Regions from separate parts of the Homo sapiens genome. Here region 2 is linked to region 1. Evidence: read pairs that join two places in POLR2A ChIA-PET (ENCODE). Cell type or tissue: MCF 10A. All regions are shown on one strand.

Evidence for each region. Peaks named below come from ENCODE experiments on the same cell type or tissue, not always from the same donor. Only the 100,000 strongest peaks of a DNase experiment are listed, where the experiment ranks them.
Region 2: POLR2A ChIA-PET joins it to region 1 with 7 read pairs; 5 of 35 experiments call an interaction of 5 or more read pairs at or near these places.

What each region holds. Positions count from the first base shown.
Region 1 is chr20:47,327,551-47,335,550 of GRCh38, forward strand. The region is part of intron 2 of ZMYND8 (zinc finger MYND-type containing 8); the gene reads right to left. Among named protein-coding and RNA genes, the nearest start is that of ZMYND8, 25 kb to the right of the region's middle. RefSeq lists enhancers at 1,459-2,106, 3,694-4,194. In MCF 10A, no CTCF peak of the experiment used is centred here; DNase peaks (open chromatin) are centred at 4,001 and 6,731.
Region 2 is chr20:47,449,804-47,457,803 of GRCh38, forward strand. No RefSeq gene overlaps it. Among named protein-coding and RNA genes, the nearest start is that of LINC01754, 42 kb to the left of the region's middle. RefSeq lists silencers at 3,349-3,549, 3,628-3,828 and an enhancer at 4,045-4,254. In MCF 10A, no CTCF peak of the experiment used is centred here; DNase peaks (open chromatin) are centred at 3,478, 3,798, 5,658, 7,808 and 1 weaker place.

The DNA of each region.
Region 1 (8,000 bases):
GAGGCTGAGGCAGGAGAATTGCTTGAACCCAGGAGGCAAAGATTGCACTGAGCAGAGTTTGTGCCACTGCACTTCAGCCTGCGCGGCAGAGTAAGACTCAAAAAGGAAAGAAAAGAAAATCACAAGATCCCTCCACATAGGGCCCCCTATTCCCACATGGAACAATCCTCCCGCCTGCCCACTTTGGGTAGAACTCCAGAATCCCTGTTTGCCGAGGTCTCCATTATTCTTAACTTTCAGATAATTAAATCTATAACTTATTGTTTTTTTGTTTGTTTTTCCAGAAACAGGTCTTGCTCCGTCGCCCAGCCTGGAGTGCAGTGGTGCAATCACAGCTCACTGCAGCCTTGACCTCCTGGGCTCAAGTGATCCTCCGGCCTCAGCCTCCCACGTAGCTGAGGCTACAGGTGCATGCCACCAAGCTCAGCAATTTTTTTTTATTTCAGAGATGAGGTCTCACTATGTTGCCCAGGCTGGTCTTGAACTCCCGGGCTCCAGTAAGTCTCCTGCCTTGGCCTCCCAAAATGCTGGGACTACAGGCATGAGCTACCATGACTACCCTAGATCATTAAATCTAAACTTGAAAGGCCCTTAAAGGGTGTAACAGGACAGGGGAAGCAGAGAAGGATAATAAGGTAAAGAGAGGGATCAGAGACAAGGGATGTTTTGCTAGGATGGCCAGGTCCTAGAAAGTTCAACCCCATTATAGGTATTGCATAAGTTTTTTGACATTTTTATAAGCATGGAGAGGGTGGTATAGACAAAAACATACCAAACTGTTATCACTGGTTACCTGGCAGGAGAAGATTTTTAGCTTTTTCTTTGTATACTTTGGCTTGTTGTCAAGGAGATACACTGATTTTTATCATTTGAAAGGAAAATCCAATAAACCTTAACCCCTCTGCCACCCCACAAAAAGTTAATTCTTTTTTTTTTCGAGACAGAGTCTGTTGTCCAAGCTGGAGTGCAGTGGCATGATCTCAGCTCACTACAACCTCTGCCTCCCAGGTTCAAGCGATTCTCCTGCCTCAGCCTCCCGAGTAGCTGGGATTACAGGCGCGTGCCACCACACCCAGCTAATTTTTGTATTTTTAGTAGAGACAGGGTTTCACCATCTTGGCCAGGCTGGTCTTGAACTCCTGACCTCAGGTAATGCACTGGCCTCCCAAAGTGCTGGGATTCCAGGCATGAGCCACCGTGCCTGGCCAAGTTAGTTTCCAGTTCTTGGAAGAGATCCTTCATTCACAAAACATTTAATGGGCAACTACCATGAAATGCCAGTCCCTTGTTAGTCTAAAGAGGTGAGAGTTATTTGGTCTATCAGTCTAGAAGAGACACACAGGTAAATGCATAATTACGGTAAAGCATGTTGAAGGCTGGAGGGAGGACCGCCCAGCTCCCTGGCATATCCTGTGGAACTTTACCCCAGTCAGGCCTAGGTGCCAAGGGGCCTGGCAAAAAGGGAATTCAGCAGGGCCTGAACAAAACACACCAACTTGCAAAGATAGAAAGAGGACTGTGTTCTCTGCACAACTTTTCAAAGAATAGGCAAGCTCAGGAGGCAATGACCAAGCAAAACTTAAAACTCAATAATCATGCATGGAACATGTTCAGTGCTGTGTCCCCTGGCGACATAGCTTCACCTACAGCATTCAGCACAGCATGCACAACAAATCCATTAATCTACTAAGGCTACGGAACAGTGTGATCCAATCAAGCTTGCTCGAATGATGGCAATGTTCTCGATCTGTTCTCTATCAGTGCTGTCTAATAACAGCAGCCTCTAATCACCTGTGGCTGTCAGACACTTGACACGTGGCCAGGGCAGCTGAGGAATGAATTTTATTTTGTAAATCTAATTTTTTTTTTTGGAGATGGAGTTTTGCTCTTATTGCCCAGGCTGGAGTGCAATGGCGTGATCTCAGCTCACCGCAACCTCCTCCTCCCGAGTTCAAGCGATTCTCCAGCCTCATCCTCCTGAGTAGCTGGGATTACAGGCATGCACCACCATGCCTGGCTAATTCTGTATTTTTAGTAGAGGCGGGGTTTCTCCATGTTGGTCAGGCTGGTCTCAAACTCCCAACCTCAGGTGATCCACCCACCTTGCCCTCCCAAAGTGCTGGGATTACAGGCGTGAGCCACCACGCCTGGCTTGTTAATGTAAATTTAAAGAGCCACGTACAGCTAGTGGCGACTGTGTTGGACAGCACAGCTGCAGAAGCTTAATATTAAGACAAAGAAGCATGCCTGGCAAGCAAGCAGGACACTGCACAATCATCCACCCATCCCAATTTGCCTCTAGGGACTGAGTAGTTGAATTCAAGGCACCGGATGCAGGGAAATGTGAATATGGATTCACCTTTCACTCCTTTAGTCTAGCCTGGCAATTGTTAACTCTTTAGTATGCATACGAATTTCTGATCAAAGCTGAATACTTTCGTGGGCAATTTAAGGTACTTTGAAGAGTGATTTTTGACTTTGGAACCTAAAAGAACTTCTCTGTGGGAGACTGTAAATAAAGGGTTCAGGCCAAGAGAGGGCTTGGGTCTCCATGGACACAGTGAGGATGGTCCTCACGAAGGTCAGTCTGGAAGGCAATGCCAAGTGTGTCTCAGCAAGGTGCACATCACAGGACTCTCACAAGGCCGTGCAGTCTGTCCAGGAAAGACAGATGCTGCAGGACCCCTGCAGTGCAGTGGCAAGATCATAGCTCACTGCAGGCTCCACCTTCTGGGCTCAAGATATCCTCCCACCTCAGCCTCCCAAGTAGCTGGGTCTGCAGAGACAAGCCACCATGCCTGGGTTTTTTGCTTTTTTTTTTTTTTTTTTTTGTAGGAACGGGTGGGTCTTGCCACTTTGCCCAGGCTGGTCTTGAACTCCTGGGCTTAAGCTATCCTCCTGCCTCAGCCTCCCAAAATGCTGGGATTACAGGCGTGAGACACCATGCCCTTAAGGCTGTGTTCTTAAGGAGCCACTGCAAATTTAAAGGAGAGTGGGACAATCTGACTTGTGTTTTAGAAGGCGCCCATTAGAAGTTATACTAATATGTCAGAAAGCAAAGAAACCAGGGGGAAAGGGCCATTTCAAAGAGTACTATGTCCCTAGAGGGAAAAGGAAGACAGGCCACCAGTCGCTTTGCAGAGAACAGACACTTGAGCTGGGTAATAATCTCCAGGCACTGGATTAATGCTGAAAACAAAGCCATCCTCTCTCGCCGAAAGGCTGCTTTTACTTCAGTCTCTAGGATAGAAGTTCTACCCATCTGATAGAGCTAAATCATTTGTTCATTCAAAAAAATATTTATTATACGCTCACCAGCAGCAGGCAAGGTGGTAGTAAAACAGGATGAGCAAAAACAAAAGGCAGAACTCATCCTCATTTTGAGCCTTAAAATTGATGGGGAGTAAGGAGAGGAAGGCAAGGAGGGGACCTTCAAGGTATGGGCAAAGGCCCTGAGGCTTTGATGGATCTGCACAGTCAGTGTGGCTGGAGAAGAGAGAAGTGGAACACGGAGAGAAGTGGAACACAGAGAGAACGGAACACGGAGAGAATGGAACACAGAGAGAACAGAGACTAGCAAGATGGGCAGAGGCCAGCACAGGAGGGTTTTGCAATTATGAATCTAAAAGCCAAGGAGGAAACACTTAAGAGTTTAAAGTAGGAAGGGATAGCCAGGAAGATGTTCCTTTCAAAAGACTGGGAGGGTGCGGCAGATAGAGATAGTGAGAACAACTACGAGGCCACTGTAGTTCAATGGTGATAGGCTGGTTGAAGTGGAGTGACATTTAGGATACGATATTGTAAGAAAATGACACAAAAGGGCAAAGAACAGAAGAATGGGGAATGAGTCCATATCTCTGGGGGTGAAGATGTAAAATCTCTCATGGACATCTTGAGTTTGAGACGCCCATGAACAGGCAGGGAGGTCAGGTAGGCAGCTGACCCTCTGCACCATGACTCAGAAGCAATCTAGGTTGGAAACATAAATGTCTGAGTCATAAAGCTCCAGATGTGGGTAAGATCACCCAGAGAAGGAACGTGCTAGGCGAGACAAGGACAGGGCCAAGCTTTCAGCAACTCCAGCATTTAATGGCCAGAGAGAGGAGGAGAAGGTGCCAGGGAAACAGAAGGAAAATCAGCACTGCGGTGGCAAAGAAGGCAAAGGAAGAGAGAGTGTCCACAAGAATAATCAGCATCTCCAGTACTGCAGAGACAGCGCAGCAGATGAGGATGGAAAACCTCCCCTGGAAAAGGCAACACAGAGTCTCCAGGAAGCTCAGTGGGGATGTGAATGTGGAAGGTCAGGGTGGAAGCCACATTGGAGCTTGCAGGACAAAGACAGGAATACAGACGCTTCTAAGAAGTTTGGCTTGCTGGACGCGGTGGCTCACGCCTGTAATCCCAGCACTTTGGAAGGCTGAGGCAGGCAGATCATGAGGTCAGGAGTTCAAGACCAGCCTGACCAACATGGTGAAACCCCGTCTCTACTAAAAATACAAAAAGTGTAAAAAATACACTTTGGAAGGCTGAGGCAGGCGGATCACGAGGTCAGGAGTTCAAGACCAGCCTGACCAACATGGTGAAACCCCGTCTCTACTAAAAATACAAAAATTAGCCGAGCATGGTGACGTGCGCCTATAATCCCAGCTACTCAGGAGGCTGAGACATGAGAATCATTTGAACCCGGGAGGCAGAGGTTGTAGTGAGCCAAAATTGTGCCACTGCACTCCAGCCTGGGCAATATAGTGAGACTCAATCTCAAAAAAAAAATAAGTTTGGCTTTGAAGAAGAGGACAGAAATACAGCAGTTGCTAGTAGGAAAGATGTGGGGGTCAAGACAGCAGAGAGGGGAGACAAGTGCCTTTAAAAGTCTGTGACTCCAAGCATGGTGGATCACACCTATAATCCCAGTACGTTGGCAGGCCAAGGCAGGAGGATCACTTGAGCCCATGAGTTGGAGACCAGCCTGGGCAACATAGCAAGACTCTGTCGCTACAAAAAATTAAAGAATTAGTCAGGCATGGTGGCATGTACAGGTAGTCCCAGCTACTCAAGAGGCTGAGATGGGAGGATTGCTTGAGCCCAGAAGTTCATGGCTGCAGTGAGCGAGGATCATGCCACTGCACTCCCGTCTGGGGAACAGAGCAAGCCCCTATCTCAAAAAAATAAATAAAGACAACACAAAAAATTTAAATGTGTATATTCTTCAAAAGGTTAATAGTTACCCTATGACCCCACAATTTCACTCCTAAATCTATACCCAAGAGAAATGATGTGTCGTGTCTGCACAAAAACTCAGACATGAACACTCACCGCAGCATTATCCCTACTAGCCAGAAAGTGGACACAACTCAAACGTCCATCAACACATACATAGATAAACAAAGTGTAGCATATCCATCCAATGCAGCATTATTCAGTCATAAAAGGAAATGAACTACAGACCCTCCTCAACTCACGATGGAGTTACAGATGATAAACCCATAAAATGTAAGTACCAGAAGTCAAAAATGAGGTCACACACAGTGGCTCATGCCTGTAATCCCAACACTTCAGGAGACTAAGGCCAGAGGATCACTTGAGCCCAAGAGTTCCAGACCAGCCTAGGCAACACAGTGAGACCCCTGGGTCTACAAAACATATATATATGAGAGAGAGAGAGATAAAAAAACACAAATGCATTTAAGCCAGACATAGTGGTACACTCCTGTAGTCCCAGCTACACCAGAGGATCCCTTGAGGACACCATTGCACTCCAGCCTGGGCAACATCGTGAGACCCCATCAGAAAGTAAGGCAGGCAGCACTTTGAGAGACTGAGGGAGGCAGATCACTTGAGGTCAGGAGTTCAAGACCAGCCTGGCCAACAGGTGAAACCCCGTCTCTACTAAAAATACATGGCAGGGCACAGTGGCTCTCATCTGTAATCCCAACACTTTGGGAGGCCGAGGCAGGTGGATCACATCAAGAGATTGAGACCATCCTGGCCAACATGGTGAAACCTCGTCTCTACTAAACATACAAAAATTAGCTGGGCGTGGTGGCACATGCCTGTAGTCCCAGCTCCTCGGGAGACTAAGGCAGGAGAATCGCTTGAACCTGGGAGGCAAAGGTTGCAGTGACACGAGATAGTGCCACTGCACTCTAGCCTGGTGACAGAGCGAGACTCCGTCTCAAAAAAAAAAAAAAAAAAAAAAAAAAAAAAAACATTAGCTGGGCGTGATGGTGCTCACCTCTAGTCCCAGCTACTCAGGAGGCTGAGGCAGGAGAATCGCTTGAACCAGGAAGCAGAGGGGTGCAGTGAGCTGAGATAGTGCCACTGCACTCCAGCCTGGGTGACAAAGTGAGACTCCATCTCAAAAAAAAAAGAAAAAAAAGGAAATTAAGAAAGGGAAGGAGGGAGGAATGAATAAATGAATAAATAAATAAATAAGCATCGAATATACATAACCTAGGGAACATCATAGCTTAGCCTAGCCTACCTTAAATGTGCTCAGAACACTTAGAGTTAGGCAAAATCATCTAATGCGAAGCCTATTGTATAATAGTGTTGACTCTCTCATGTAATTTATGGAATACCATAATGAAAGTGAAAACAGAATGGTCGTATAGATTGTTTGTTTACCCTCGTGATCATGTGGCTGACTGGGAGGTGCCTGGCACCCCAAGAGAGTCTCATACTGATGCTAGCCAGAGAAAAGATCAAAAATCCAAAATGCCAAGTACTGTTTGTACTGAACTGTCACTTCCGCACCACTATAAGTCAGGAACTGTCTGTACTGATGATCTATGCTACAAGAATGTGGATGAGCCTTGAAAACATTATTCTAAGTGAACGAACTCAGACCAAAAGGTCACATACTGTATGATTCCATTTATATGAAATGTCTAGCATAAGCAAATCCACAGGCACAGAAAGTAGACTGGTACTTGCCAGGCACAGGGGTAACGGGGGAATGGGAAGTGACTGCTAATGAGTATGAAGTTTCTTATTGGGGGTGATGAAAATCTACAACTGATTGTGCTGTTGGCTGCACAACTCTGTGAAAAAAAAAAATATATATATATATATATATATTTTAGGCAGTCTTGCTCTGTCACCCGGGCTGGAGTACAGTGGCACGATCTTGGCTCACTGCAACCTCCACGTCCCACGTTCAAGCAATTCTCCCGCCTCAGCCTGCTGAGTAGCTGGGATTACAGGCACACGCCACCACACTCAGCTAATTTTTTGTATTTTTAGTGGAGACAGGGTTTCACCATGTTGGCCAGGCTGGTCGGAACTCCTGACCTCAGGTGATCCACCCGCCTCGGCCTCCCAAAGTGCTGGGATTACAGGCGTCAGCCACCACACCCGGTCTCCGTGAAAATATATTAAAAACCATCAAACTATTCACTTTAAATGGAGAACTGGGCCCAGGAGTGGTGGCTCACACCAGCAATCCCAGCACTTTGGGAGGCCAAGACAGGAGGATCGCTTGAGCCCAGGAGTTCAAGACCAGCCTGGGCAACATAGTGAAACCTCATCTCTACAAAAAAATATAAACATTAGCCAGGGGTGGTAGTGCACACCTGTAGTCCCAGCTACTCGGGAGGCTGCAGTGGGAGGACTGCTTGAGCCAGGAAATCAAAGCTGCAGTGAGCCGAGATCGTCCCACTGCACTCCAGCTTGGGCGACAGAGAGAGACCCTGTCTCAAACAAACAAACAAAAAAAAAGGAGAATTGTATGGTATGTGAATTATATGTCAATAAAGGTATTTTTTTTTTAAGTCTATAAAGCGCTGGATCTCTAGGTTCCCAGGAAAGCCCAGGATAGGTGAGGGGAGTCACAGGAAGTTGAAGGGGGCTTATTATCATTCCACTCACCCTCACCCCCCCACAGCCATGACACCTGGTCTTTCCAAACTGATCACCTCAAGTCATCGGTAAAGGATCCACTATCAATAGAGAACAATGAAGGAATGACGACTTTAATAAGGCAATAAAAAGTACCCAGATCT
Region 2 (8,000 bases), 120 kb after region 1:
CACCACGCTCATCTAATTTTTCTATTTTTTAGAGGCAGGGCATCCCCATGTTGCCCAGGCTGGTCTTGAACTCCTGGCTCCCAAAGATCCTTTTACCTGGTCTCCAAAAGTGTTGCAATTATAGGCATGAGCCACCATGCACAACCAGCTCTGTGTTTTGCCTTCAATTTTGCTGTCACTCTAAAACTGCTGTATATTATAGTCTATTTTTAAATTTAATTATTTTTATTTTTATTTTATTTTTTTTGAGACGGAGTCTCACTCTGTTGCCCAGGCTGGAGGGCAGTGGTGCGATCTCAGCTCACTGCAAGCTCCGCCTCCCGGGTTCACACCATTCTCCTGCCTCAGCCTCCCGAGTAGCCGGGACCACAGGTGCCAGCCACTATGCCCGGCTAATTTTTTGTATTTTTAGTAGAGACGGGGTTTCACCATGTTAGCCAGGATGGTCTTGATCTCCTGACCTTGTGATCTGCCTGCCTCGGCCTCCCAAAGCGCTGGGATTACAGACGTGAGCCACCGCGCCCAGCTTAAATTTTAATTTTAATTAATTAATTTATTTTTTGAGACAGAGTTTTGCTCTTGTTGCCCAGGCTGGAGTACAGTGGCACAAGCTCGGCTCATTGCAACCTCTACCTCCTGGGTTCAAGTGATTCTCCTGCCTCAGCCTCCTGAGTAGCTGGGATTACAGGCACCCACCCCCACGCCCGGCTAATTTATTTGTACTTTTAGTAGAGATGGGGTTTTGCCACGTTGGCCAGGCTGGTCTCGAACTCCTGACCTCAGGTGATCCACCCACCTCAGCCTCCCGAAATGCTGGGATTATAGGCGTGAGCCCCTGTGCCTTGCCTATAGTCTACTTTTTAAAAGGAGAGGGGGATTGGCCCTGAATGGATCAACTTAGGTCATATGACTCTCTCTGTTCTAATGAATGTGGCCAGAGGAATTGAGCACACTGGTTAGTCATGTTCAGGTGCATGCTCATCTCTGGAGCCAGGAGTGGAATCAGCCCTCCAAAACACATGGAGGCCAGGTTTGGTGGCTCATGCCGGTAATCTCAACACTTTGGGAGGCTGAGCCAAGCAGACTGTTTGAGCCCAGGAGTTTGAGACCAGCTTGGGCAACATAGTAAGACCCTGTTTCTAAAAAAGAAAAAATAAAAATAAATTAATTAACCAGGTGTGGTGGCATGTGCCTGTAGTCCCAGCTACTCAGGAAGCTGAGGGGGGAGGATTGCTTGAACTGGGTAGTTCAAGGCTGCAGTGAACTATGATTGTGCCACTGCACTCCTGCCTGGGCGGAAGAGCTAGACCCTGTCTTCAAAACCAAACCGAAACAAAAAAAACACACGGATTAGGGATGGGAGGGATAGAATCCTAGAAAGAAATTAAGGACTTGTTTCCAGAGAAGAGGGGAACAGATATTCAGAGGTTAAATCAATAGATATTGACTCTCCTAGGCAAAGAGGAGAATGAAATCCTTGTGATCAGACAGCACAGAGTCCAGAGGCCTTGTTGATAAAAGAGATGGAATTTGTGGAAATACTGAGTGATCCATTCTCATTTAGATGTCCAATTAACTCCCATTCACGTCAGCTTTATTAATTTATTGACCACCTAATATGTCCCAGACTTTGTGCTTGGAGTTGAAGAGACTTTTGTGAATAACAACTCAGCCAACAAGTCCATGAATTTTCAAAGGCTCCATGTTTATTCCGTGCACATTTAGAAGACCTTGCAAATTTCACCACTATGAAATTAAATTTCACATGGCCTAATTAGAATATCCGCACCCCTAAATTATTGCAATTGCAGAGAATCGGAGGGTTCAAAGGAAAGCAGGGCACTCACGTAATTCACCACAACCCCCAGGCTGCTGGAACACTTGGTTAACTTTTGACCTTGGCCAACTCCAGTGACCACTTGAAGGGAAGAAAGTGCCATCCCAGGATTGCCCATGATTACTCTTGGGTGGTTAGACCCCTAACTGTGTGCGTCAATCTGGAGATGTTGTTACTGTTCAAAAGAGGGGGACATGAACCACAAATTAATTGGTTTTACATAGGCTTTTAAAACCAACAAAATTAACTTTTTAATATTGTTCATGAAACGAAATACAAACCCTTTATTATTTTAAATTTTAGTGTCTGGACACTTTTGAAGTGGTTTTGTCCGTTTTTTTTCATAAAATACTGCCACTGCTCCATTACTGTTTGTGAGGAAGAAAGTATAATAACACATTGTTTTCTCTGCCCCCGCCACCACCCCACCATGGTTCCTGTTTTTATATATATATATGTATATATGTGTATATATATGTGTGTATATTTTTTTTTTATTATTTTTTTTTCTGAGACGGAGTCTTGCTTTGTCACCCAGGCTGGAGTGCAGTGGTGCGATCTTGGCTCACTGCAACCTCCACCTCCTGGGTTCAAGCAATTCTCCTGCCTCAGCCTCCCAAGCAGCTGGGACTACAGATGCGTGCCATTATGCTTGGCTAATTTTTTTTATTTTTAGTAGAGACAGGGTTTTGCCATGTTGGCCAGGCTGGTCTCCAACTCCTGGCCTCAAGTGATCCGCCCGCCTTGGCCTCCCAAGGTGCTGGGATTACAGGCTTGAGCCACCATGCCCGGCCTCTTGTTTCTATATTAAAGAGACATTTACCTAACTAGATAAAGACCTGCTATGCCATTAACTTAACTTTTTTTTTTTTTTTTTTTTTTAGAGACAGGGTCTCACTCTGTTACTCAGGCTAGAGGTGAGTGGCACGATCACAGCTAACCTCAGCCTTGACCTACCTGGCTTAAGTGATCCTCCCACCTCAGCCTCCCAAGTAGCTGGGACCATAGGTGCAGCGTAAGCCACCACATCATTTAGCAGAAACGGGGTCTTAGTATGTTGCCCAGGCTGTTCTTGAACTCCTAGGCTCAAGCCATCCAACCACCCAATCTCTCAAAGTGCTGGGATTACAGGTGTGAGCCACCACACCCATCTCACACCATTAACTCTTTCAGTCAATCTGCATTAAGCATTTAGTATGTACTTGGTACTATGGAAAGCATCAAAGAAATTGACACTACAGGTTCTAAAAACTTTCCATTGAGGAATTAAGACTTAGTCGGTCTCTAGCTGTGTGATCTTAAGCTAGTTACTTAATGTCTCTGAGTTTCCATTTCCTGATCTATAAAATAAGGATGAAATATTGCTCTTGCAAGGCTCTTGTATATCCATGTATTCAGCAAATATAGCTTGAGTTCCTACTCAGTGTTCCACACACCTTTAGGAAGCAGAGATTCAGTAGTGCTGGGCATTGGAAGGAGTTTTCAGTGGGGATGGAATCCAGGCTGCAAAGAGAAAGCATTTGTATGTGAACGCTTCTGGAAAATTACTTAAAGCTGGGCTCAGTGGCACACGCCTGTAGTCCCAGCTGCCCAGGAAACTGGGGTGGGAGGATCTCCTGAGCCCGGGAGGCTCAGGAGGCTGCAGTGAGCCATGATTGAGTCACTGCATTCCAGCCTGGGAGACAGAGCAAGACCCCGTCTAGAAAAATAAGTAAGTAAGTAAATAAATAATGACCTAAAACCATCCCAGAAGACAGGAACATGAGTCTCTGAAGGCCTCTGTATTAGCTATCTATTGCTGTGTAACAAATTGCTTCAAAATTTAGCAGCTTAAACCAATAAAACATTTATCTCACAGTTTCTGTGGGTCAGGAATCCAGGAGTGGCTTTGCTGGGTGGTTCTGCCTCAGGGTATCTGCCCTGTTTACAGTCATGCTGTTGGCTGGGCTGCAGAGGCTGGAAGCCTCTTTGGGGCCAGATGATTTGTTTCTGAGCTTGTTCATGTGGTTGTGGTCAGAAGGTTTCAGTCCCTCATGACATGGAAGCTGGCTCCCTCACTAAGTGAGAGAGAGAGAGAAACCAAGAGAGAAGTTTTAAGAAAGAGAGAGGGGCTGGGTGTGGTGGCTCACAACTGTAATCCCAGCACTTTGGGAGGCTGAAGCGAGCAGATCACTGGAGGTCAAGAGTTTGAGACCACCCTGGCCAACATGGTGAACCCCATCTCTACTAAAAATACAAAAATTAGCCAGGTGTGGTGGTGCACGCTGTAATCACAGCTACCCAGGAGGCTGAGGCACGAGAAGCACTTGAACCTAGAAGGTAGAGGTTGCAGTGAGCCAAGATGGTGCCACTGCACTTCAGTCTGGGCAACAGAGTGAGACTCCATCTCAAAAAAAAAAAAAAAAAAAAAGAGAGAGAGAGAGAAAGAACCAAGACAGAAGCAGTATTGTCATGATGCACCATCACTTCTGCCTAATTTTACGGGTCACACAGACCACCCTGGTGCAATAGAGGAGGGCACTGCACAAGGTGGGCACACCAGGAGGCAAAGGATCATTGGATCACTGGAGGGCATTTTGGAGTCTGGCTAACACAGCCCCATGACTTTTTTGTGATTTCTCATTTTATTTTATTTATTTTTTTGAGACAGGATCTCACTTTGTCACTCAGGCTGGAGTCCAGTAGCATGATCTTGGCTCACTGCAGCCTCAACCTACCGGGCTCAAGTGATCCTCCCACCGCAGCCCCCCATAAGTAGCTGGGACTACAGGTGCACACCGCCACACTTGGCTAAATTTTTTGTGTGTGTATATTTTTAGTAGAGACAGGGTTTTACCATGTTGGCCAGGCTGGTCTCGAACTCCTGAGCTCAAGCTATCTGCCTGCTTCGGCCTCCCCAAGTGCTGGGATGACAGGTGTGAGCCACTGCATCTGGCCCTGTTCTCACTTTAAATATTCACCTTTTTCCTTCTCCTCCTCCTCTTCCTCTCCTCCTCCTCCTTCTTCTTCCTTCTTCTTCTTCTACTTTTCTTTCTTCTTCTTCTTTTTTATTTATGTTTTTGAAACAGGAAACAGGGACTCGCTCTGTCTCCCAAGCTGGAATGCAGTGGTGCAATCACGGCTCCCTGCAGTGTCAACCTTCTGGGCTCAAGCAATCCTCCTGCCTCAGCTCCCGAGTAGCTAGGACTATAGGCACATGCCACCACACCTGGCTAATTTTAAAAAATCTTTTGTAGAGACAGGGTCTCACATGTTGCCCAGGCTAATCTCGAACCCCTGGCCTCAAGCAGTCTTTCCACCTCGGCCTCCCAAAGTTCTGGGATTATAGGCATGAGCCACTACACCTGGCCTAAACATTCACTTTTATACCTAATTTTGTACTTAAATTTTGTATTTGTTTTAAAGAAGGCTCCCCCAAATTGTCTAAGCTTCAGGTACCACAAAACCTGGATCCATCCCTGGTCCTAAGACAGGTCTTCAGTTTTTTGTGACAGTGGGTGTTAGAGATTTTGTACAAAAGTTCAGAAGCTGGACTCAGCCCAGCGAAAAGGTTTGTTGATCTGCCTGGGGGAAGGTGTGGATTTCAGCCCATCCCTGTATGCCTTCACTCAATACTCCTTTGAAAGCATAAGCTGCTGGAATTAAACCAGTGGTTTTGATGTGCTTGGAGCTGAAGATAAAGTCCTGTTTGCACACTGTAATGGTGTATTTAAACATTTTGACAATTATCAGGTGAAATCTTTGGCTGTTATTGACTCCGCTCCTCTGTAAGTGATTGTGTGCGGCAGGAGAGTCTCTCCACCACATGACTGGGCCCTCACTTACAGGTTAATTGACTTGTTTGGTCGCTTTCTTCTTAAGCCACAGGAGTGGTGAAATGCAATTTTTTTCTTGTGTTCTTTCGTAACACACCAAGACAAACAAAGCTGAGTTTTAAATCCTGTTGCATTTATTAACTTTTGAGGGTCTAGCTATGAGTTTTCAGAAACAACAACCAACCACCAGCTCTTCTGATCTTGGTTTGAATCTCTATGATCTGAGATAAATTAGGTTCCCCCCAAAAAAACACACCCCCACCCCAAGTTGGACACTGAATGATGTATTGGGAATTTGTTTGATACAATAAATGTCCACTATTTATTTATTTATTTTTTGAGATGGGGTGTCTGTCACCCAGGCTGGAGGGCAGTGGTGTGATCTCAACTCACTGCAACCTCCACTTCCCAGTCTCAAGTGATCCTCCCACCTTAGCCTCCCGAGTAGCTGGGGCTACAGGCCTGTACCACCATGCCTGACTAATTTTTTGTAGAGGCGGGGTTTCACCATGTTGCTCAGGCTGTCTTCAACTCCTGGATTCAAGGGATCTCCCCCCAACCCCTGAGATGGCATCTTGTTCTGTCACCCAGGCTGGAGTGCAGTGGCACCATCTCAGCTCCCTGCAACCTCCGCCTCCCAGGTTCAAGTGACTTTCCTGCCTCAGCCTCCCAAGGAGCCGAGATAACAGGCATGCAGCATCATGCCTGGCTAATTTTTGTATTTTTATTAGAGACGAGCTTTCACCTTGTTAGCCAGGCTGGTCTTAAACTCCTGACCTCAAGTGATCTGCCTGCCTCGACCTGCCAAAGTGCTGGGATTACAGGCCTGGACTCAAGGGATCTGCCCATCTCAGCCTCCAAAAGTGCTGGGATTCCTGGCGTCAGCCGCTGGGCCTGGCCTATTATTTCTTATGAGTCTTTGGGTGGTTGCATGGCCCTTCTGTTGGTCTCACCTGGGTTTGCTCATGAAGCTGCACGTGGCTGAAGGCTCAGCCGGGACAGCCAGGTGGCTAAGTCTCTCTCATTCTGTGGGTTTTCTTTCAGAGTTTCTTCTGGTGTGGTGGTCTTGGGGCAGAGTTCCAAAAGAGTGAAAATGGAAGCTGCAAAGTTTTTCAAGGTATAAGCTCTAGACGTGTGCAGCGTCTCTTCTGCCCCACTATGTGGTTAATGTAGGTCCCAAGAAGCTCCACGTGGGTTTAAATCATGTTGGTCTTTTCAGGGCTGTATCCTCAGTATCTAGAATAGAGCCTGGTACATAGAATATTTATTGATGCAACTGAGATTATCATAGTGTATTTTTCTGTGAGCACAGCAGCTTATTCACAGCAGCAGTTTCCTAAATGGTGGCTATTTTATTATAGCTTTCCTAGGGGAGACACATAATGTAAATTTTCTGTTATTTCTTTTCTTTTTTTTTTTTTTGAGACAGAGTCTCGCTTAGTCCCCCAGGCTGGAGTGCAGTGGTGCGATCTCAGCTCACTGCAACCTCCGCCTCCCAGGTTCCAGTGATTCTCCTGCCTCAGCCTCCCGAGTAGCTGGGACTGCAGGCACCGGCCACCACACCCAGCTAATTTTTGTATTTTTAGTAAAGATGAGGGTTTCACTATGTTGACCAGGCTGGTCTCCAACTCCTGACCTCAAGTAATCCACCCGCCTCAGCCTCCGAAAATGCTGGGGTTACAGGTGTGAGCCACTGCGCCCGGCCTCAGTTATCTGCTATTTCTAGGAATACTTTAGGTTGGCACAGAATGAACACTGATCTTAACTGCTTTCCCCAACCTTCCCCCAATTCGCTGTTATCTGATACTCAGTAAACTGCCAGAGATGCATTACCAAAATAATATGGAGGTGGTCAAAATCATCATGAAGAATGTAGACATGGAATCTGTTTGCCTGCGTTCAAATCCCGGCCCCACCTCTTACTCGCTGTGAGACCTTGGATGAGTCATTTAAACGCTCTATGCTTTTGTTTCCTCATCTGTAAAATAGGCTTAATAATTGTACGTATTTCCTGAGATTGATAAAAATTAAATGGGTTAATATTTGTCAAGTGCTAACAAGAGAGGTTGGCATGCAGTCACTGTTATGTAAGAGTTAACTATCATTATAAGTAACGCACAGGCCCTGACTTTGAGTTTCCAATGAGTCACTTTCTTCAGATACCACAAAAACTTTTGGGAGATATTGTTCTCTGCCTCATCTGACAGTCTTCTGGGAATTAGGAAGCCATCAAGATGAACTCTGAGCAAGAGTGAAAGCAGTTCATGACTGGATAGCTTTAATTCACCTGCTTCTAATTTCATCCATGGTGTATAGATTGTTAACTGTGGTTTTCTATCAATAGATAT